Linked DNA regions of Homo sapiens: region 2 is linked to region 1. Evidence: chromatin loops called from intact Hi-C (ENCODE). Cell type or tissue: HepG2. All regions are shown on one strand. Links, peaks and the distances in the headings refer to the core of each region. The heading gives the core; the rest is flanking DNA. Region 1 holds the start of PROS1 (protein S). Region 2 overlaps PROS1 (protein S).

The links. A loop is a pair of places that touch in the nucleus more often than their neighbours do. Peaks named below come from ENCODE experiments on the same cell type or tissue, not always from the same donor. Only the 100,000 strongest peaks of a DNase experiment are listed, where the experiment ranks them.
Region 2: it touches region 1 in a loop (3-fold over the local background); 7 of 110 quality-filtered maps call a loop at or near these places.

Annotation. Positions count from the first base shown.
Region 1 is chr3:93,968,398-93,978,644 of GRCh38, forward strand. PROS1 (protein S) reads right to left here and starts at 5,499. Exons shown (of 15, transcript NM_000313.4): 1 at 5,277-5,499. The coding sequence starts at 5,352. It also overlaps the pseudogene RNU6-511P. RefSeq lists a silencer at 3,148-3,442. In HepG2, for the core only: a CTCF peak has its summit at 5,339; DNase peaks (open chromatin) are centred at 4,844, 5,084 and 5,574; H3K4me3 peaks cover 2,508 bases.
Region 2 is chr3:93,916,884-93,927,130 of GRCh38, forward strand. It overlaps PROS1 (protein S), which reads right to left. Exons shown (of 15, transcript NM_000313.4): 3 at 7,357-7,381. Among named protein-coding and RNA genes, the nearest start is that of PROS1, 52 kb to the right of the region's middle. In HepG2, for the core only: no CTCF peak of the experiment used is centred there; no DNase peak of the experiment used is centred there.

The DNA.
Region 1 (10,247 bases), core at 526-8,525:
CATATTCTCCCCTCACAGCCCTCAGAAGAAACCAACCTTCCTGATACCTTGATTTTGGACTTCTAGACTTCAAAATTGTGAGACCACAACTTTCTGTTGTTTAAACCACCTACTTTGTGGTACTTTATTATGGCAGTCCTAGGGGACTAATACAGTTACCTAATCTCAAATTTTTTACATTCCGTCCTCACAACTGCATTCGGCTCACCTACAAATTTGGAAACCAAGAATGGTTTCCAAGGAATGCATTCACTAGGGGATCTAACATATTTTCCACTGAATTATAAGCTCAGACTGCTGTGTTGCCATTTGAAGCTCTTTACCTGCTGAAAAAAAATAAAGAAATAAAAATCAGAGGATTATGTTAGAAGGAAGACAATAATCCAGGCAAAATAGTGTTGTTGCCACATACTAATCAGGGTTAGGTGTGAAGCCCCTCCAGGATGACTACTGTCCACAGGAGAAATAGGAAAAGAAACAATGGATGGACCACCCACAGGTAGGGACAATAAGGGCTCGGATTCTTCCTGAATATGCTATGGTTCATCTTATTGAGCAAACACAAACATGAGGCACTTGCATCCTGAGGGCAAGAGAGCTATGAAATGGGTAGGGAAAGAGTCATAAATACCAGCTCATGCTTGTAACCAAGGGAGAGAAAGGCAAGCCCTAAAACCATTACCTGTATTCCCTTGCCTGTTTTTTTTGTTTTTGCTTTTGTTTTCTTTTTTTTTTTTTTTTTTTGCATATAAGATGTGTTGGTACACTATAATGTATCATTTTATCCATAAAGCATAGCACAGAAATACAGGAATCATGGCCATCACTTGATGATACCTAGGAAATGGAAGCCTCAAGCCTTCCTCTCTGAATGTGGTGCCTGGAACCAATTGAGGAGAGGGTTCTTTCTCTGTGCAGTAGTTATTTGCATTATATCAGATAAATATTTTCAAATGGTGTGTATGGAAAGAAGGGCAAGTGTATTTGTTAGACAGCCAATAATTAGAATATGTAGACTTTTCTTATTTCTGTGTCCTTCCCAGCATCCATTCTTTTGTGGGAACTGTTCTTCCGGCACTCTGTGCAATTCTAGTGAGCTGTCGATCACAGGACTCCAGTGCCAGGCTAAGCCAAAATGATCAGGGCCTCCTAGGAATTTGAGCTGTTCACAGAGACACATAGGACTGGAAGACAGAATTGAGTCATCTGATTGGCAGCTCCTCAAGTACTGTCACATGAGTTCCCACTGTATAGGTCACCTAAATGTTCGCATTCCTTCTGTAGGCCTGGCTTCTGTAGGCCTGGCTGTTCAGCTAGCCATTCAGTAGCCTTCCAATAAATTATTTAACTGCTCCTTCCTTCCTTCCTCTCTTTTTTCTTTTCCTTTTTTCTTTCCTTTAGTTAGCAATAGTTCATTACTGTTGCTTATAGGCAAAGAATACTGTATTATCAGGCATAATATTTTGAAGGTTTAAGTATGTATATAGATCGCTCAAGCTGCAAAAATATAAACTTGATGAACAGAAAAGGTCTATTGTTTCTTAGCACAGAATTAATAGTAAGAGAATGTGGCATAGGGTTTGATGTTGTATTACTGTATATTAGAAATTGTTTCTAACTCTTCCAGCACAAACTCCAACTGTAACCTAACCTTGATAAAATCTCTCCATCAGTGCAACATTTTGGACTTTTTAGTAAAGATAATTTAAGAAAAGATAAGCCTTCATAACTAGTAAAAGGAATAGTTAGAGAAAGAAAGAAGAGGGTACAAAAGAGGAGGAAAATATGAGTCAGTAGTGTCTAGAGTAGCCTGCACTGGCCCAGGGTGGCAGTCTAGATAAGGCCAAATTAGCACAGCCAAAGGGACATCCTCTTTCTCCTATTTCCTCACCACATGCCTTAAGTGGGAAATGATTAAAATATGTAGACAGTATCTATTTTATTTTTATTATTTTTGGAGACAGGATCTCGCTCTATCACCCAGGCTGGAGTGCAGTGGCATAATCATGCTCACTGCAGCCTCAACCTCCTGGGCTCAAGTGATCTTCCCACCTTAGACCCCTGAGTAGCTGGGCCTACAAGTGTGTACCAACACATCCGGCTAATTTTTTTTTTTAATTTCTTTTGTAAAGACGGGGTCCCACTATGCTGCCCAGGCTGGTCTTGAACTCCTGGCTTCACGCGATCCTTCCTCCTCAGCCTCCCAAAGTGCTGGGATTACAGGCATGAGCGGCTATGACCGGGTGACAGTATATATGTTAAATATAGAGATTCTCATCTCTCTCTCTCATACATATATGTATGTATATATATGTATTCTGGAAAATTAGTTAATATCTCTGAACAATTTCTTTTTTTATTTTTAAAACAAATAAGTTGAATTAGATTATTTCTAATAACTCTTTCTAAAATAAAGCTATGATTTGTAAATGTTTTTCTTTAAATCACAACTATAAGCCAGCCATGGTGGTGCATACCTACAGTCCCAGACACTCAGAAGGCTGATGGGAGGATTCCTTGAGGCCAGGAGTTCAAAGCTGTAGTGCCCTATAATAGTGCCTGTGAATAGCCACTGCACTCCGGTCTGGGCAAGATTTTTTTTAATCACAAAAATATTTTTTTAATCGTCCTTAGCTTTCTATGGCCTAAACAATGAATTATAGGCTGGATAAGGTGGCTCACTCCTGTAATCCCAGCACTTTGGGAGGCTGAGGTGGGCAGATCACTGGAGGTCAGGAGTTCAAGACCAGCCTGGCCAACATAGTGAAACCCTGTCTCTACTAAAAATACAAAAATTAGCCGGGTATGGTGGTGCATGCCAGCTGGTGCAATACCAGCTACTTGGGAGGCTGAGGTGGGGGGATCACTTGAACCCAGGAGGCAGAGGTTGCAGTGAGCTGGGATCACGCCACTGCACTCCTGCACTCCAGCCTGGGCAACAGAGCAAGACTCCATCTCTAAATAAATAAATAAATAAATAAATAAATAAATAAATAAATAAATAATTCTAAATAAAGAACTACACAATGAATTACAAATAAAATATTTACAGCTCTAATTATATCTCAGATTTAAAATCATATGGAGGCTGGGCACAGTGGCTCACACCTGTAATCCCAGCACTTTGGGCAGCCAAAGTAGGCAGGCCGCTTGAACCCTGGAGTTCAAGACCAGCCTAGGCAATATGGCAAAACACCAACTCTACCAAAAAAACAAAACAAAATAAAAACCACACACACACACACACACACACACACACACACACACACACACATAAATTAGCTGGGTGCGGTGCTAGATAGGTGCTGATCTGGGAGGATCCCATGAGCTCGGGAGGGGGAGGTTGCCATGAGCTATGATCATGCCACTGCACTCCAGCCTTAGTGACAGAACTAGACCGTCTCAAAAAAGTAAATAAATAAAAATAAAGTAAAATCAAATCATATGGATTAAAAACATCACATCTATATCCAAATTTCCTCATAAGTAAACCACAGATGACTTTTAATCCAATTAAGCAATCAAAAACTTTTAACTGAAAGCATTATGGGGCCAACTATTCTTTATGTGATATACTTGAAGAATTAATTTATCTGCTCTATCAGTGTTATATATAACAAGTGTAATTCCCCATATGTTTATATATAATACACATACACAAACCCATATAATTTTTACCTCTGCCTAGATTCAGTCAAAATGTAACAATCTCTACAAAGAGAAAAAGCCTAGCAAATTTCTATGATGACAAGGAGTTAAGTGTGGCAAGCTACTTTGCCTTTCTCCTCTCCAAAACACTAGCTATGAAGCAAATATTTAATTGTCCTAATGAACTATTTAGGTAATAAGCGCATGTAGTTACAAATTGGCTGAATGATAGGGGTTTGAATGCTGAAGTTTTGCAATTGTAGCTGTTTAATGTAAGATCAAAAAATAATGTTTTAGTCCCAAGTTAGATTTTTAAAGTACTGCATTCATCCTGATGACTAACTAATAGAAACTAGTGGAATGTTAGCAAATTGATATATAATTTTCTAGAAATTTCCATCTTCAAAAAGTTTACTTTGGAGCTCTAGACTCCTAAAAGTTATTTGTAATTCAGAGTTCTCACTCCTGTTCCAATCCCTGAAAATAAAACATAGAACAAGAAGTCATTTTTGGCCAGGTGCGGTGGCTCACGCCTGTAATCCCAGCACTTTGGGAGGCCAAGGCGGATGGATCACCGGAGGTCAGGAGCTCGAGACCAGCCTGGCCAACATGGTGAAACCCCGTCTCTAGTAAAAATACAAAAAAAAAAAAAAAATAGCCGGGTGTCGAAGCAGGCACCTGTAATCCCAGCTGCTCGGGAGGCTGAGGCATGAGTATCACTTGAAGCCGGGGGGCGGAGGTTGCATTGAGCGGAGATCCAGCCACTGCAGTCCAGCCTGGGCAGCAGAGCGAGACTCACCCTCAAACAAACAAACAAAAAGGCGTTTTTATTCAATAAACACACTTACAACTTTAGAAAACAAATTAACTGACCACTAAAATGTACTAATTGCCTTGGTATTCCTTATATATTTTTCAGAGAAAACTCAATATCCTGTCTTGAATCCGGGCATAAGGACATAAAGAACCTGAAACACAAAGATAAAGAATTCATGCCACCACCTCAGATCAGTGGCATGCAGTGTTAAAAAATCCTCAGTACAAACGATCTGAGAAATAGAATACAGTATTTAACAGTCCTTTTGATTTCAGGGTTAGAAAGTGACATATATCTACTGCTATACAAACCCTCAGTCATCCTAAAACATTTCGTTAATGTGAGACAAGCAAACCAAGCTCAAAGTCCAGAAATTGCAAAAGGGAGGCAGGTTTCAGGAGACGGGTGCAGGTTGGGGGCAGGCGCTTGGACAAAGGGAAGACACAGTGTGTTACCTTTTCTTCCCTACTCATAAGCTAGAATCTGCTCATCCTAGTTCTCTGACTGGGAACTTCAGCTTTGAAGGGAAATGGGCAGGTGTTCTCATCCCTCCATTGATACTTAGTGTCATCTAGGTTCTTAGATCTGTCCTGTAGGCAATACATTCTCGCAACTGTGCAAATAGTGATCCTGCCCCACCATTGCACTGCCTGCTCTATCCACGGCTGTTTCCATCCGCTGGGTGTCTGTCGGTACTTACTGGAAACTTTCTAGGAGGCTGCAGCTCTAGAGAAGAAAATCCTACCAACCAGGGCACGCAGTTCAGTCGACAATGCTGGGGAAGGGAGAAGAGACGCTATTGATTACTCACAGTTTGCCTCTGAGACGGGAAGCACTAGGAGGAGACACGCCAGCAGCGCCCCGCAGCGCCCACCCAGGACCCTCATTTCGAAGCGCGCGGAGGCGCCGGCAGGGACGGTGGCGCGTCGCGGCGGGGACCGGAGCGCTAGGCGCCGCGGAGCTGCGAGCCTGTGCGCCTCGGTCTGAGCCGTGCTGCGCGGCGGCGCCAGCGACCCAGCGAGCCTCGGCGGAACAGCCGGGGGCGGAGGAGACCGCCCGCTCCCAGCGCCCAGCCCGAGAGGGGAAGTGATAACAAGGACATTTCCAGGAAGCTTTTCGGAGCTGGGGGATGGGCTCTAGTGTTGGAGGCCTAGTAAACACTGCTGAGACATCCTTCTTCACCAGCTCCCTAGTTGCTGCTTTTCCTCCACAGTGTGACGTTTCCAAAGGGGAAGGGGTGGGGAACGCAGTTCTCTGACTGGTCAAGACAACTTCCAGGGTTCAAGAGGACAGGATCCCTAGGTTCAGAAGCAGAAACAGTGAGACACTGAGTTGTCCCTGAAGATATTAACCAAAACCTGGAAGTCAATGAGGACTTTAGGAAGAACTATGGTGATAGTAAAAGCAAATGGGGTCATTTTGATCATCCACATGTTTTTTCGGTCTTGTATGCCATACAGGCATAAAAATAATGTAAAGAACATGAAGAAAAGAAGGGAATATTAGAATAATCTACCTTAAAAAAAATCTTGCTCCGATAAAGACTTCAGTTGAAAGTGAATATCTATCTATACATCTACCTATTTATTAATTTAAAAAAATTTTTTTTTTTTTTGAGACAGAGTCTCACTCTGTCGCCCAGGCTGGAGAACAGTGGCGCAATTTCGGCTCACTGCAACCTCCACCTCCCGGGTTCAAGTGATTCTCCTGTCTCAGCCTCCTGAGTAGGTGGGATTACAGGCGCCTGACACCATGCCTGGCTAGTTTTTTTGTATTTTTAGTAGAGACAGGGTTTCACCATGTTGGCCAGGCTGGTTCTGAACTCCTGATCGTGAGTGATCTGCCTGCCTCGGTCTCCCAAAGTGCTGGGATTACAGGTGTGAGCCACCACACCTAGCCTTATTTATTTATTTATTTATTTATCCGAGACAGGGTCTCACTAGGTTGCCCAGACTGGAGTGCAGTGGTGCAATCATAGCTCACTGCAGCCTCGAACTTCTGAGCTCAAGCAATCCTCCTGCCTCAGTCTCCTGAGTACCTAGGACTACAGTCACACACCACTATGCCAGGCTAATTTTTTAATTTGTTTTTTTTTTTTTTTTTTTTTTTTGGTAGAGATGGTATCGCTGTGTTGCCCAGACTGGTCTGGAACTCCTGACCTCAAGTGATCCTCTTGCCTTGGCCTCCCAAAGCTTTGGGATTACAGGTGTGAGCCACTTCTCCTGGCCTGAATATCTTTTTAATACCACAAATTTGCATCACATTGCCAGTAATAATTGTCAACACTGAAAATTTATGTGTCCTACACTGTAACGTCAAACTTTGTAAAACCATCTGGAATCTATTAATATACAATTTGACAATACATCTTTCAATAAAATTCTGGGTTTTTAATTAATCTCAGAAGTTAACTTTGTGAAAGTGATATCTGGCTTTAGCTCAATATGAATTGACACTTGGTAATCTCATTTAGCCAAAGTTTGGTTTTGATACAGACCTTAATATACAATTAAAACCTGTCCAAAATTTAACTCTTAATCTAGTCTCATTCATAATCTTAATCCCATCATTTTTCCAGTGTTACACTTCTCCATATCATCTTCTACCAACATAGTGTCTACTTATCCACTTCTTCATCTGTCTTCACCAGTAAAATGTAAGATTCATGAGAGCAGGAATTTTTAAAGGTTTTGTTCACAACTATATTACTAGTGCTTAAAACAGTGACTGGTACATAAACGTTTCATTCTATTTAAGTCAACAGTGTGTGCCTGGGAATATTTATGCCAAAATATCAACAATTATCCTGAAATGACAGTGTTAACTAGAATCATAGCAGCATGACTCTTTTCATCATTCAGAATAAACCAGATTACACACTAAAAAGCCAGAAAATTACAGTGTTTTAGATAAGAAGTGTTTATTTCTTGCTCATTGGAAGTCTACTACAAGTCTGCATGACTTTCCAAGTAACTATCTTCCATGTGTGAACTCAGCAATTCATGCTGCTTTGATTTTACAATCCCTCAAAGTCAACATAGTCTTCTACAATTACCATTGCAAGAGAAGAGAGAACATTGAGAATTGTGCCCCAGCTCTTAAATACTTTTACCAAGAAGTGACATACCACTTACATTTCATTAGACAAAGCAAGGCACGAGGTATGCCTGACTTGAAGAGGGTGGGAATAACTGTTATTTCATGTGCCTGTAAGGAAAGAGAACTAGACATGGTGAGCAGCACTTATGGCTACCAAACCACTTAAGATATTCAAAAACTAAGAGTCAGCTTTGCTAAGGGACTGCATGTTGGCACCAGGAATGCTCGGTAATGTTATCACTAGCAGAAATGGGGAAGGCATGAAGTAGAGCAGATGCTTTAATAGTATTGTTTCATTATGACATGGCTGAGAAAAATAAAATCAACTACTGGCCCAGGCCACTGTGTGTATGGAGTTTGCATGTTCTCCCCACGTCTGCATGGGTTTTCTCCAGGTACTCCATTTTCCTCCCACATCTGAAAGATGTGGATGTTAGGTGAATTGGTGTGTTTAAACTGTCCCAGTCTAAGTGAGTGTGGGCATGTATGAGAGCACCCTGTGATGGAATGGTGTCCTGTCAAGGGCTAGTTCTCACCTTTTACCCTGAGATGCCACCTATGATCCTGAACTGGAATAAGTGGACAAATAATTATCTTACTTGTTGTTATTCATCTTTCTTAATGTATAGCTCACATTTATTTCAATGTTTACTATTACTAGTGGTTCCATCTTTATTTTGAAGTTTGGTGATGTTTTTGTGACCAGAAATGTGCCACAGGAACTTAATTGATTTATATCAATTTGTCTGTGGTAAAATTGGTTTTATTGTATGTTATTTTGTTTAAAATTATAGTTTCTAAGAACCTCTGGATGAAGATAAATGAGGATTTACTGCAAAACTGGTGTTGAGTATATATTTGTGAAAAAACAGTCTTGAATATAGTTCTAAAAATGCTCAAGAAACATACACATCATGAGATCCTTCAGTCACAGAAATAATAATCAAATTCCATCAAGACAACATGTTTTAAAAAAGAAAAGCAGAGGGGTAAGGTCATATCTTAGAAGTTACATATAGAAATCCAGAGGAGGAATGGCCTGGGAGATCAGAAGAGAACCAGGGGTTGTGCTCACTTCATCAGCACATATACAACAATTGGAATGATACAGAGAAGATTAGCATGGCCCCTGAACAAGGATGACATGCAAATTCATGAAGCGGTCCATAATAAGTTAAAAAAACAAAGAAGAAGAGAACCAGGGTAGGGTAGTGCAGTGCATAACTGTGAAAGACCAAGGCAGGAAACAGTTTTAGAAAAGTTAACTATATTATATATATATTAAATAATAGAAAAGAAAACCGATTTGGTAATTAGGAAGATATAAGTTATATCAAAAAATATGCTTTCAGTAGTTAGATGGGACAGAAGCCCAATCATAGTAAATGGATCAAAGAGTGAATACAAACAATATAACTTTAGGGTTTGCAAGACACTAGTTTAAGAAAGTGAGTCATGAAAGTAGAGTCAGCAGAAACAGTCCTAAATTGGCTTGGAGTTAATGGAGCATTGCAGTCTTATCCTGCCCTGCTCTCCTGTCTCCCACCATGGATATTTGGAGGTAGGAGGACACATACCATAAGTGTTTATGGGACAGGTGACACCAACTTTAAAATTTGCTATCTATTATTTATCAGAAATTACACTTGAGCTTCATTTCTCTCATTTCATCACCTTAGCAACCTGGAAAAGTAGGTATTTTAATTTCCATGTTATAGATAGGGTTGTTGGAGCTTAGAAGAAAATATCCCAGAATAAAGGCCTCAGAAGCAAAGTTTCTGTCTCTAACCTTCTGTTCCTCGTCTCTTGCCCCTCATTCTCCCACTATGCAAGCCATAGAAACTATAATTCCTCTTTCTCCAGGTGCAGTTATAGAAACCACAACCCCCTTTCCCCAAAGCCAGCCACAAACCCCAAAATATTACTCTAACCTTCTTCCTTTCCATGAAAGACCTGCCCATAAATAAATTCTTTGACTTGCATTGTTTGATAGTACGTCTTAAGACTCCCATTCTAGAAAGGGTCCTACCCCATACCCTGGAAGAAGGAATGCTGAACAATCAGGTCAAGAGGAATCTGAACAGACAGGCCTTGCTGAGTTTCTCCACACAGTCTGCTCTCATTAGGTCATATCCTTTTTGACCAATGAGAGTTCTTCAGGGTTTTTCATTCTTCATCGAACCCAAGTATAAAAATGGGTAGTCTTCCCTGCATCTTTGCATCTCCATTTGCAAGGTTCCCATGTCACATAAAACTTGGATTAAATAAATTTGTTATGCTTTTCTCTTGCTATTCTTTTTGTTATATGAGTGTTGGCTGTGACTGTTATGATGAGAAGAAAAGGTATCACCCCCTTTGTTCCCCATAAGGCACAGTATTTTGGAGATAGCAAGCTGTATGAGATGTATATAAATTTGAATTAAAATTACATGAGGCTGGGTGCCATGGCTCATGTCTATAATCCCAGCACTTTTGGGAGGCCGAGGCAGGCGGATCATTTGAGGCCAGGAGTTTGAGACCAGCCTGGGCAACATGATGAAACCCTGTCTCTACAAAAAATACAAAAATCAGCTGGGCGTGATGGTGCACGTCTCTAGTCCCAGCTACTTGGGAGACTGAGGAAGGAGGATCACTTGACCCCAGGAAGCGGAGGTTGCAGTGAATCGAGATCATGCCACTGTAC
Region 2 (10,247 bases), core at 2,248-10,247, 50 kb before region 1:
CTATCCTAGCTATCTTGATTTGTCAATTCTAAAAAATAGTTCAAACAGCCACTGACTCCTAGACAAAGGTTGTACTGGAATTATAATGGATCAAGAGTCAGGTAAATTTTTTATTTCTCTAAGAAACTACTTTATACCCCTCTGTCTTTAAGTCACAGAAGACGCATCACATAAAAGGCTGAATGTTTGCTTGTTTTGACTGGAGGAGCACAAGGCTGAGTTATTCATACCCCGCCCCTTTGACAGTATATTATGATCGCTGGTGTTTGAAAATCCCATTACTTGCTTTCAAAAAATACATACATATTCCTTTCTGTCTCCATTTCCTCCATTTCCACTTTCATTCACCCTTTAGGCAGTCATTCTAATGGGTTATGTGGTTTTTGTTTTTTTGTTTGTTTGTTTTGTTTTGTTTTTTGTTTCTTTGTTTTTTTCTTTGAGACAGAGTCTCTGTCGCCCAGGCTGGAGTGCAGTGGCACGATCTTGGCTCACCGCAACCTCCACCTCCTGGGTTCAAGTGATTCTTGTCCCTCAGCCTCCCCAGTAGCTGTGAGAGGTGACAGCGTGCTGGCAGCCCTTGCAGCCCTCGCTGCTCTGGGCACCTTTTCTGCCTGGGCTCCCACTTTGGCGGCACTTGAGGAGCCCTTCAGCCCACCACTGCACTGTGGGAGCCCCTTTCTGGGCTGGCCAAGCCCAGAGCTGGCTCCCTCAGCTTGCAGGGAGGTGTGGAGGGAAAGGCGCGAGGGGGAACAGCTGGAGTTCCTGGTGGGCGTGGGCTTGGCGGGCCGGCACTCGGAGCAGCCGGCCGGCCCTGCCAGCAGGGGCAATGAGGGGCTTAGCACCCGGGCCAGCAGCTGTGGAGGGTGTACTAGGTCCCCCAGCAGTGCTGGCCCACTGGCGCTGCGCTTGATTTCTCGCCAGGCCTTAGCTGCCTCCCTGCAGGGCAGGGTTCGGGACCTGCAGCCCACCATGCCTGAGCCTCCCCCGCCTCTGTGGGCTCCTGTGCCATGAAGCCTCCTTGATGAGCCCCACCCCCTGCTCCAGGGCGCCCAGTCCCATTGACCACCCAAGGGCTGAGGAGTGCGGGCACACGGCTTGGGACTGGCAGGCAGCTCCACCTGCAGCCCCAGTGCAGGATCCACTGGGTTAAGCCAGCTGCGCTCCTGAGTCTGGTGGGGCCTTGGAGAACCTTTATGTCTAGCTCAGGGATTGTAAACGCACCAATCCGCACTCTGTATCTAGCTCAAGGTTTGTAAACACACCAATCAGCACCCTGTGTCTAGCTCAGGGTTTGTGAATACACCAATTGACACTCTGTATCTAGCTAATCTGGTGGGGACGTGGAGAAACTTTGTGTCTAGCTCAGGGATTGTAAACGCACCAATCAGCGCCCTGTCAAAACAGACCACTCGCTCTATCAATCAGCAGGATGTGGGTGGGGCCAGATAAGAGAATAAAAGCAGGCTGCCCGAGCCAGCAGTGGCAACCCACTGGGTCCCCTTCCACACTGTGGAAGCTTTGTTCTTTCACTCTTTGCAATAAATCTTGCTGCTGCTCACTCTTTGGGTCCACACTGCCTTTATGAGCTGTAACACTCACCACGAAGGTCCGAAGCTTCACTCCTGAGCCAGCGAGACCACAAACCCAGCAGAAGGAAGAAACTCCGAACATCAGAAGGAACAAACTCCTGATACGCCGCCTTTAAGAACTGTAACACTCACCGCGAGGGTCGGCGGCTTCATTCTTGAAGTCAGTGAGACCAAGAACCCACCAATTCTGGACACAGCTGGGATTACAGGCCTCGCCACCACTCCTTCCTTCCTGGCTAATCTTTATATTTTTACAAGAGATGGGGTTTCATCATGCTGGTCAGGCTGGTCTCGAACTCCTAACCTCAAGTGAATCATCCTCCTCAGCCTCCCAAAGTGTTGGAATTACAGGCATGAGACATCATGCCCAGTGGTTATGTGTATTTTTAAAATTTGTAAGTGTTCTTGAAAATATATATTTACAATTTCATTTCCATGTTTTTTTTCACGTGTGTAAATGGTTTTGTGTTATATATCACATCCTCTAATTTTTTTCTCAGAACTTGATTTTTATGATCAATCCATGCTGCTACATATAATTCATTGCTACTAACCACTAAGTGTTACACCACAGTATGCAACCACCACTTTATAATTCTCTCTACCCATGATAAGACACTCAAATTACCTCCAACTTTCTACCTCTACAAGAAGGCGGAAAGTACATCCTCATGCATGTCTCCTTAGTACCTGCATAACAATTTCTTTGGAATAGATACCCAGTGGTGGAATTGTGTGATCATTAAATAGGAATGTACTTAATGGCTCTCAGAGGTGCATTCTCACCAGTGGAGTATAAGGATTTCTACATCCTTGCTTTCTAATTTTTGGCAGACTAATAGGTAGTAAAGTAATATCTCATTATTTTTCTGATTTCTAAGGAGAGGCAGCATATTTTCATGTCATTTTCCAAATCTGAAAGTTTTCTTCTTTGAAAATTTTCCCTATTTTTTTTTTTTACCATTTTTCTATTGATCCTTATTTGTTTTTCCTGCGGATTTGAAAAAAAATAAACATTTATAAATATCACCTCTTGATATTTATATTTTTGATATTTATTTGACAGAGACAGATCTGTCATTTGTCTCTTAATCTTACTATTCATGTCTCTCTTGTAAGATAAATTCTTAATTTTGTTATAATCCAATTTATTATTTCACCTTACAGCTTGTGAATTTAAAATTTTCCCCCATGTCATCAGTCACAAAGATATTCTCCCATATTGTTTCTTTAATTTCATGGTTTTATTTTAACATTTTTGTCTTTATTCCATCTAGAATTCACCTTTACACTTGGTGGTAATTAGAAACCCATGTTTATTTGTCTGCTAATAGCTGGCCATTCTTCGCAATACCATCTTTAAATAATCCACAGTGACTTACAGTATCATCTTTATCAAATATTAGGTTGTCATAGATATGAGCCTTTCTCTGAACTTTCTGTTCAGTTTCATGTTCTGAAAATACCATATAGTTTTATTTCTATAGCTTTATATTATTAATATTTGATAAGATATTTCTCTCTTTTGTATTTTAGACATGTGTGGACTTTTAGTTCCTCAGTTAAATTTTAAAATGAGTTTACTGAGTTTCTCAAAAATATTTTTTTAAACAAGATTGCTCTGAACATATAAATTTGAGGATGGCCACACATAGTACCTCACACCTATAACCCCAGCACTTTGGGAAGCCCTGGCAGGAGGACTGCTTGAGCCCAGGAGTTTGAGACCAGTGTGGGCAACATAGTGAGACCCCATCTCTAAAAATATAAAATATAATAAAATAAAATAAAATCAATTTGAGGAGAACTGATCACTGTATAGTATCACTCAATTCAAGATCATGAAATATCTTTCCATGGTTTTAATTCATTTTCTAAGTCTTCAATTTGAGTATTAACATTTTCTCCATAGGGTTTTTATGTGTTCTTAAGATATTTCTAGATATGTTATGGGATTTGCTGCTATTGTGAATGCTATCATCTTTTTAATTTCTACTAGACTACTGCTTGCATAAAGAACTACTATGGATTTTTATAGGAGAGTCATAGAATTATCTAAATACCTTATGTGTTCCTATATTTTGTCTATGGATTCTATTTTTTTCCAGTATTATATCTATTAAAAGTAATGACAGGAATATACTATAGCTTATGATCTATACAATCCCTATTTTTCTTTTCTTATTGCATTGAATGTAACCTCCAGTACTTTTCTTTTTGTTCTCAACCATAAAGAAACTATACCTAAATTTTATTCATTAGGTATAATGTTTACTGCAGATTTTGTTCACTTTCTTTTTCTTTTCTCTCTCTTTCTCTTTCCATCTCTCCCTCCCTCCCTCCTTTCTCATGCTAATTTGCTCAAAACAACCCTATCTTATTCTTGTTCTAGCTGACATTACCTTATGCATTATTAATCCTGAACTGAAGTGTGAAAATTTGGAAGATTAATTATATGGTTATTCTAGATTTAACCTTTATCAAGCTCAGAAACTTTTCTTATATTCTTAGTTTGACAAAAACTTTTATCATAACTAAGTAGTGATCTCTATCAACTGCTTTTTCTGTATGAACTGAGGTAATAATATACTTTTAGTGGTGGGGTCTTACTATGTTATCCAGGCTGGTATCAAACTCCTGGCCTCAAGTGATCCTCGCACTTCAGCCTCTTGAGTGGCTGGGATTACGGGCATAAGCCACTGCACCCAGCTGATTTCCTGATGTTAACTCACCTTTAAATTTCTGGAATAATTCTACTTGATCATGATATTATTTTTAACACACTTAAGATCGGACTGAATATCATTTTATTTAGAATTAATTCAAAATCAAAAGGAATGCTATTTTTCTTTTCTTTTATTCCCTCACTTAAATTTTAAAATGAGTTTACTAAATGTCTTTATTTGATTTTGGAGTCAAGATTACATAAGCCTCTTAGAATAAGCTCATTTTTTAAGGACAATATCTTAATAAGGGAAACATTAACAATTTCTTAAAATTTGGAAGAGTTCATTTGTAAAACCATCTGGATCTGGGTTTCGGGAGAAATAGGAAGAAGAGGGCTTTGGCTGCGGTTTTAACTTGTTTAATACTCGTTTGTATAACTAAGTTCTCTATTGCTTCCTGTGAAATTACAGATATTTTATGTTTTTCTAGGAACACATCCATTTTATTTAGGTTTCCAAGTGTATTTAATATAGCTGTTTGTAATATTTTATGATAATATTTTTAATCTGTGTTGAGTTTAGAATATTTTCCCTTTCTATCTTGTACTCTATGTATTGGCATTTCCTCTTTCTCTTTTTTGTTTTTCCTTGATTATTCCTGCCAGATGTCAGTCTCACTTACTAACCTTTTCAAAGAATGAGAATGTGCTTTTGTTAATGCTCACTTTTGTTTTTCTATTCCACTTATTTCTATCTCTGTTTTTGTTATTTTAAAACTTCTTGTTACTTGGGGTTTGCTCTATTGTATTTTTTGTGTTTGTTTTCTCAATTGGAAAGTTCATGTCATTTTTTAAATTATCAAATCTGTTTTGTCACTACTGCCTTGTCAGTTAGAACCCAATCCCCCACCACACATACCAGCAGGTCAGGCCAGCTTTTCGCCTACCCAGGCATTTCTTAAACTTCTTTTTGTCATTTTATTTTGTTATTATTAGTGCTTGGAATCTTATTGTTTCTTTAGAGAAGATTTGAAGGGAGGGAGTCAGCATTCTGAGGTAATTCACCAACTTATCTTAGAAACTAAAAATAATTTCTTTTTTTTATTTTTCAGGTTTTTTCCTTATTTTATTTTTTGCCAGCTCACATCAAAAAATGATTTCTAATGTTTATATTTAGGCTCAGAGTTCACCATTCTTCCCAGGAAGTTTCTCTCTCTTTACTAGAAACACTCACTCTATTAGGTGATACTAGGCCTATGGAAATGGTAGTTATTTATTCCACTTCTTACAAAAGAGAAGAACACAATTTAAAAACTATAATGAAACCCAGAGTACTTATTTCCAAATCGCATGTTTTCAAGATAGTACATGGAATATGTAGGCCAATTGAAGTGCTTTATCAGCCCCTGAAAACGAAGTCTAAATATTGCCCCAAATATATGGGTTACAATTTTTTAATTTCTTTGGTGACCTTATCTCACTACAGGGACCTTCCTGTATGAGCTGTTGTAGTTAGTAAAACTACTGTTAGATTTACCAGAGAAAGGACTGTTTTGTTTTGCTTTTCAAATTAGAGCCATTGGCCTATAGAATATACACATCAAATAACAAAAAAAGTGTAACTTAGGCAGGACATTTTTAAAAATTGTTTTTAACAGTGGAATTCACCACACATGCCTATATACAAATAAAGACCAAAATATGAAATTTAAATTAAAAAAAATCATAATAAAAAGTATATTTTTGTTTCACATGATGGGTTGATTAAACAAGAATACATCTGAAGAAATTTTGACACATTAAGTTATTTATGTACGTTGACATATTTGGTGATTTAAAAGCTCTGAAGTTAGAAAATATAGTTACAGTGCACACTTAAAACTACAGAAGCTGGAAAGCTAAACAACTTGTTTAATCTGAAACAGTTAAAAATTTTTAGGTCTGAGCCTGGATCCCACATCTTGTGTTTTTGTTTTAGTTTGTTTTATTTTATACTTTGGTTTTTTTTACCATGTTGCCAAATGAGATAGGCAAAGAGAAGAGTTGGGCAGGGCCAGAAAAGCGGAAGTTAAGAGAGATACAAGGATAAAATTATGAAAAATATTTTATCTAAGGAACTTCCCCAGAACACATAATGCTGTATTAGCATGGTATTTATCTTTATCCAAATGTACTCTGATCAAAGGAATGTATCCTCTACAGTATTGTGCGTGCAAAAATGCAGCCTCATTACATGGCCCTAAGAAGCAAGAGTTAACACTGTTTTTTTAATGTACACATAATATTTAACAGCCAAATATTGTCTATTTTTATTATAAAATATTTACATTTCTATCTAAAATTAAAAAGCTGAAATAGTCTTGATATACTATCTTTTCTACACTTTAATAGTACAAATTCTTGCATGTAACTTTACAAAAGAAAACATCTTTTTCATGGATATATCCATATCCCACTGCCCTTTTAAAATACAGCAGCTAAGGCTGGGCAGGGTGGGTCATGCCTGTAATCCTAGCACTTTGGGAGGCTGAGGAGAGTGGACACTTGAGCCCAGGAGTTCAAGACTACCCTGGCCAACATGGCGAAACCCTGTCTCTACTAAAAATACAAAAATTAGCTGGGTGTGGTGGCACATGCCTGTAATCCCAGCTACTCGGGAGGCTGAGGCACTTGAGAATCACTTGAACCAGGGAGACAGAAGTTGCAGTGAGCTGAGAGCAGGCCACAGCACTCCAGCCTGGGTGACACAGCAAGGCGCTGCCTCACAAAAAAAAAAAAACAGTTAACCCATGAAAACGCATATGCTCATAGACTATGTCTAGCACCTCAATATAACTGAGCATCAGCCCAAGAGCTTCATGAGAAAGACATGAGAAAGAAAAACACTAAAATTTAAAATGTCACATGGTAATTAAAGAACCGTTCCAAATTTCTCAACATGTGTTAAATATAAAGACAGCAAAATTGCATATAAAATGAAACCTCACTCCCAAGGATAATGAAATTACATTGGATGGAATAGATAGGTGGAGAGTTAGACAGGAACATATCTAAGTTCCCTTCCATTTCTAAGATTATATAATTGAGATGTTTTGAACTTACCTAAGTATTTTGGATAAAAATAATCCTAGAAAGAAGAAAAAGAAAACATATCTTAGCAAACCTAAATTTCATTATAGAGTTAAAACTTAATTTTATAATGTGTTTTTATATTAAAGATGCAAATAAGTTACATATAACCATCATTTTCACATTATAATTTTTATATAGTAAAATATACCAAGAGAAAACAATAAAATTAAGCCAGTAAGATACTTAGGCTTAAAGAAATATTGATCAATTAATCATGTTTCAAAAGCTTCTAATCTAAAAACAAGCTCTATTTAGGATGGTAAATATAATCATACATGCCCTTTTTTGTACATCCTTTAATTTTTCCATAATGATTAGATAACCATTTGACACATTTTATGTCATAATGGTCACCTACACCAGATTCAATGTTGAATCACAGTAACGTACTCTCTTTTTTTTTTTTTTTTTGAGACGAGGTTTCTCTGTGTCACCCATGCTAGAGTGCAGTGGTATGACCATGACTCACTGCAGCCTTACCCTCCTGGGCTCAAGTAATCCTCCCATCTCAGCCCCCCAAGTAGCTGGAACTACAGGTACATGCCACCATGCACAGCTGGTTTTTTGTTGTTAATTATTTTTTTGTAGAGATGGGGTCTCACTATGTTGCCTAGGCCTCAAACTCCTGGGCTCAAGCGATCCTCCCACCTTGGCCTCCCAAAGTGCTGGAATTACAGGTGTGAGCCAAGGTGCCCAGCTAACAGTGACATACTTTGAAGTGAATTAAAGTAGACATTTATCTTATACATCTTATGTACATGTAGTACCTTACCTATAAATTGGTTGTGTACCAAAAGTTTGTCTGTAAATCAGTCAATTTGGAGTAAAGAATGTGCTTTCTTAAAAAGAGAAAAATGTTAAAAATTTCTGATAGTAAGGTTCTCAGGCTAGTCCACAAAAGCATTCTTAAGCCATAATATATCTAATGTGTACCATTAACAGCACAAGAATACCTCATGAGAAACCAGAATTTCTACACAAAGACATATTCAATGTTACCACTTAGTAAGTACAGAACATAAGCTCATCCAGAACTGAGTCAAAGGCCTCATTCTTTCCTCCTCTCATATAAACCTACACAATAGATAATGGGATTCAAAGGTGATATTGCGACCGTCAAAGGAATATATTAGAGATGTTGAGGCATAAGTAGTACTGTGGGGACTGGAAATGTGGACTGTGGTATTAGGGATGTGGACAGGGAGTGGTTGGGTAGGGTCGAAAATGATCACACCTGTAATCATGAGAATTGTAACACAGTAACAAATGTTTGGTGGGGGTGGGGCAGAGGGATCACTGTGGTCACACGTGTAATCCTAGCACTTTGGGAGACTAAGGTGGGCAGATTGCTCGAGCCCAGACTGGGCAACATGGCAAAACGCCCTCTCGACAAAAAATACCAAAATTAGCCAGGTGTGGGGCTGCACACCTGTAGTCTCAGCGACACAGGAGGCTGAGACGGGAGGATTGCCTGAGCGGGGGGGTCAGGGCTGCAGTGAACCATGATCATGCCACTGCACTCTAGCCTGGGCAACAGAGCAAGACCCTGTCTAAAAAAAAAAAAAAAAAAAGTAACTTTTTTTTTCATTTCTCCCCTTTCTGTCTTGCTCTTTCTGTCATTTTTTTCTCTTCTGTCAATGAGACCAATGCTAGAATTAGTGGAAGGGAGGAAGCACATGAATGAGTTTTCCTTCCTCACTATCTTTCCTCCTCCACATCAAGGTCTTCTCCCTCACTGGGCTTTTGCTGCTTAGAGGCTAAGCTGATAGAATGTATCCATTGTGTTAGAAATACACACTCAATATTAATGAGTGATGTACTAATATGGTATCTTGGGCAGACAGGCATGCCTTACAATATTCCAGAATAACAAAACAAAAATTAGAATGGATGGGGAAAAAAATAGGTAAAACAAGAATGGCAGAGTGTTGATTATTATTAAAGGGGTGGGGGAGTTTTTATAATGAAATGTATTACACTGATCTCTCTACTTTGAGATCTATTTAAAATCTATTTAAAATTTCAATATTAGATGATACCTACAATTGTGACTTAAAATCTTTCATGTAAAGTAACAGTGGGCCGGGCGCAGTGGCTCATGCCTGTAATCTCAGCACTTTAGGAGGCCAAGGCAGGTGGATTGCTTAAGCCCAGGAGTTTGAGACTTGCCTGGCCAACATGGCAAAACCCCGTCTCTACTAAAAATACAAAAATTAGCCAGGCATGGTGGCATACGCCTCTAATCCCACCTACTCAGGTGGCTGAGGCATGAGAATCTCTTGAACCCGGGAAGTGGGGGCTACAGTGAGCAGAGATTGCACCACTGCACTCTAGCCTGGGCAACAGAAAGAGACTTTGTTTCAAAAAATAAAAATAAAAATAAATGCCAATGGAGAAATTTAATGAAGCATTGTAATAATAATCCAAACTAGCATGCATGCGTGCGCGCGCACACGCACACACACACACGTTAATACTTCAGACATCCTTTCCCCTCCCTCTAACACTATCAAATTCTGGTTAGAAGAAAATATTTGCAAACCATGAGGTCAATACTATTTGCTGATAATGAAGTGTAACTGAACTATAGTTTAGTCAGAACAAGCTGTTATTGGTGATCATGTCTGCCTAAAAAGCCCATTTTCCTTTAAAGGTACTTCCTCTCCCCTCCCCCTAACACTATCAAATTCTGGTTAGAAGAAAATATTTACAAACCATGAGGTCAATACTATTTGCTGATAATGAGGTGTAACTGAACTATAGTTTAGTCAGAACAAGCTGTTATTGGTGATCATGTCTGCCTAACAAGCCCACTTTCCTTTGAAGGTACTTCCTCCTGAAATGGAAGTGGTTATGTGTGG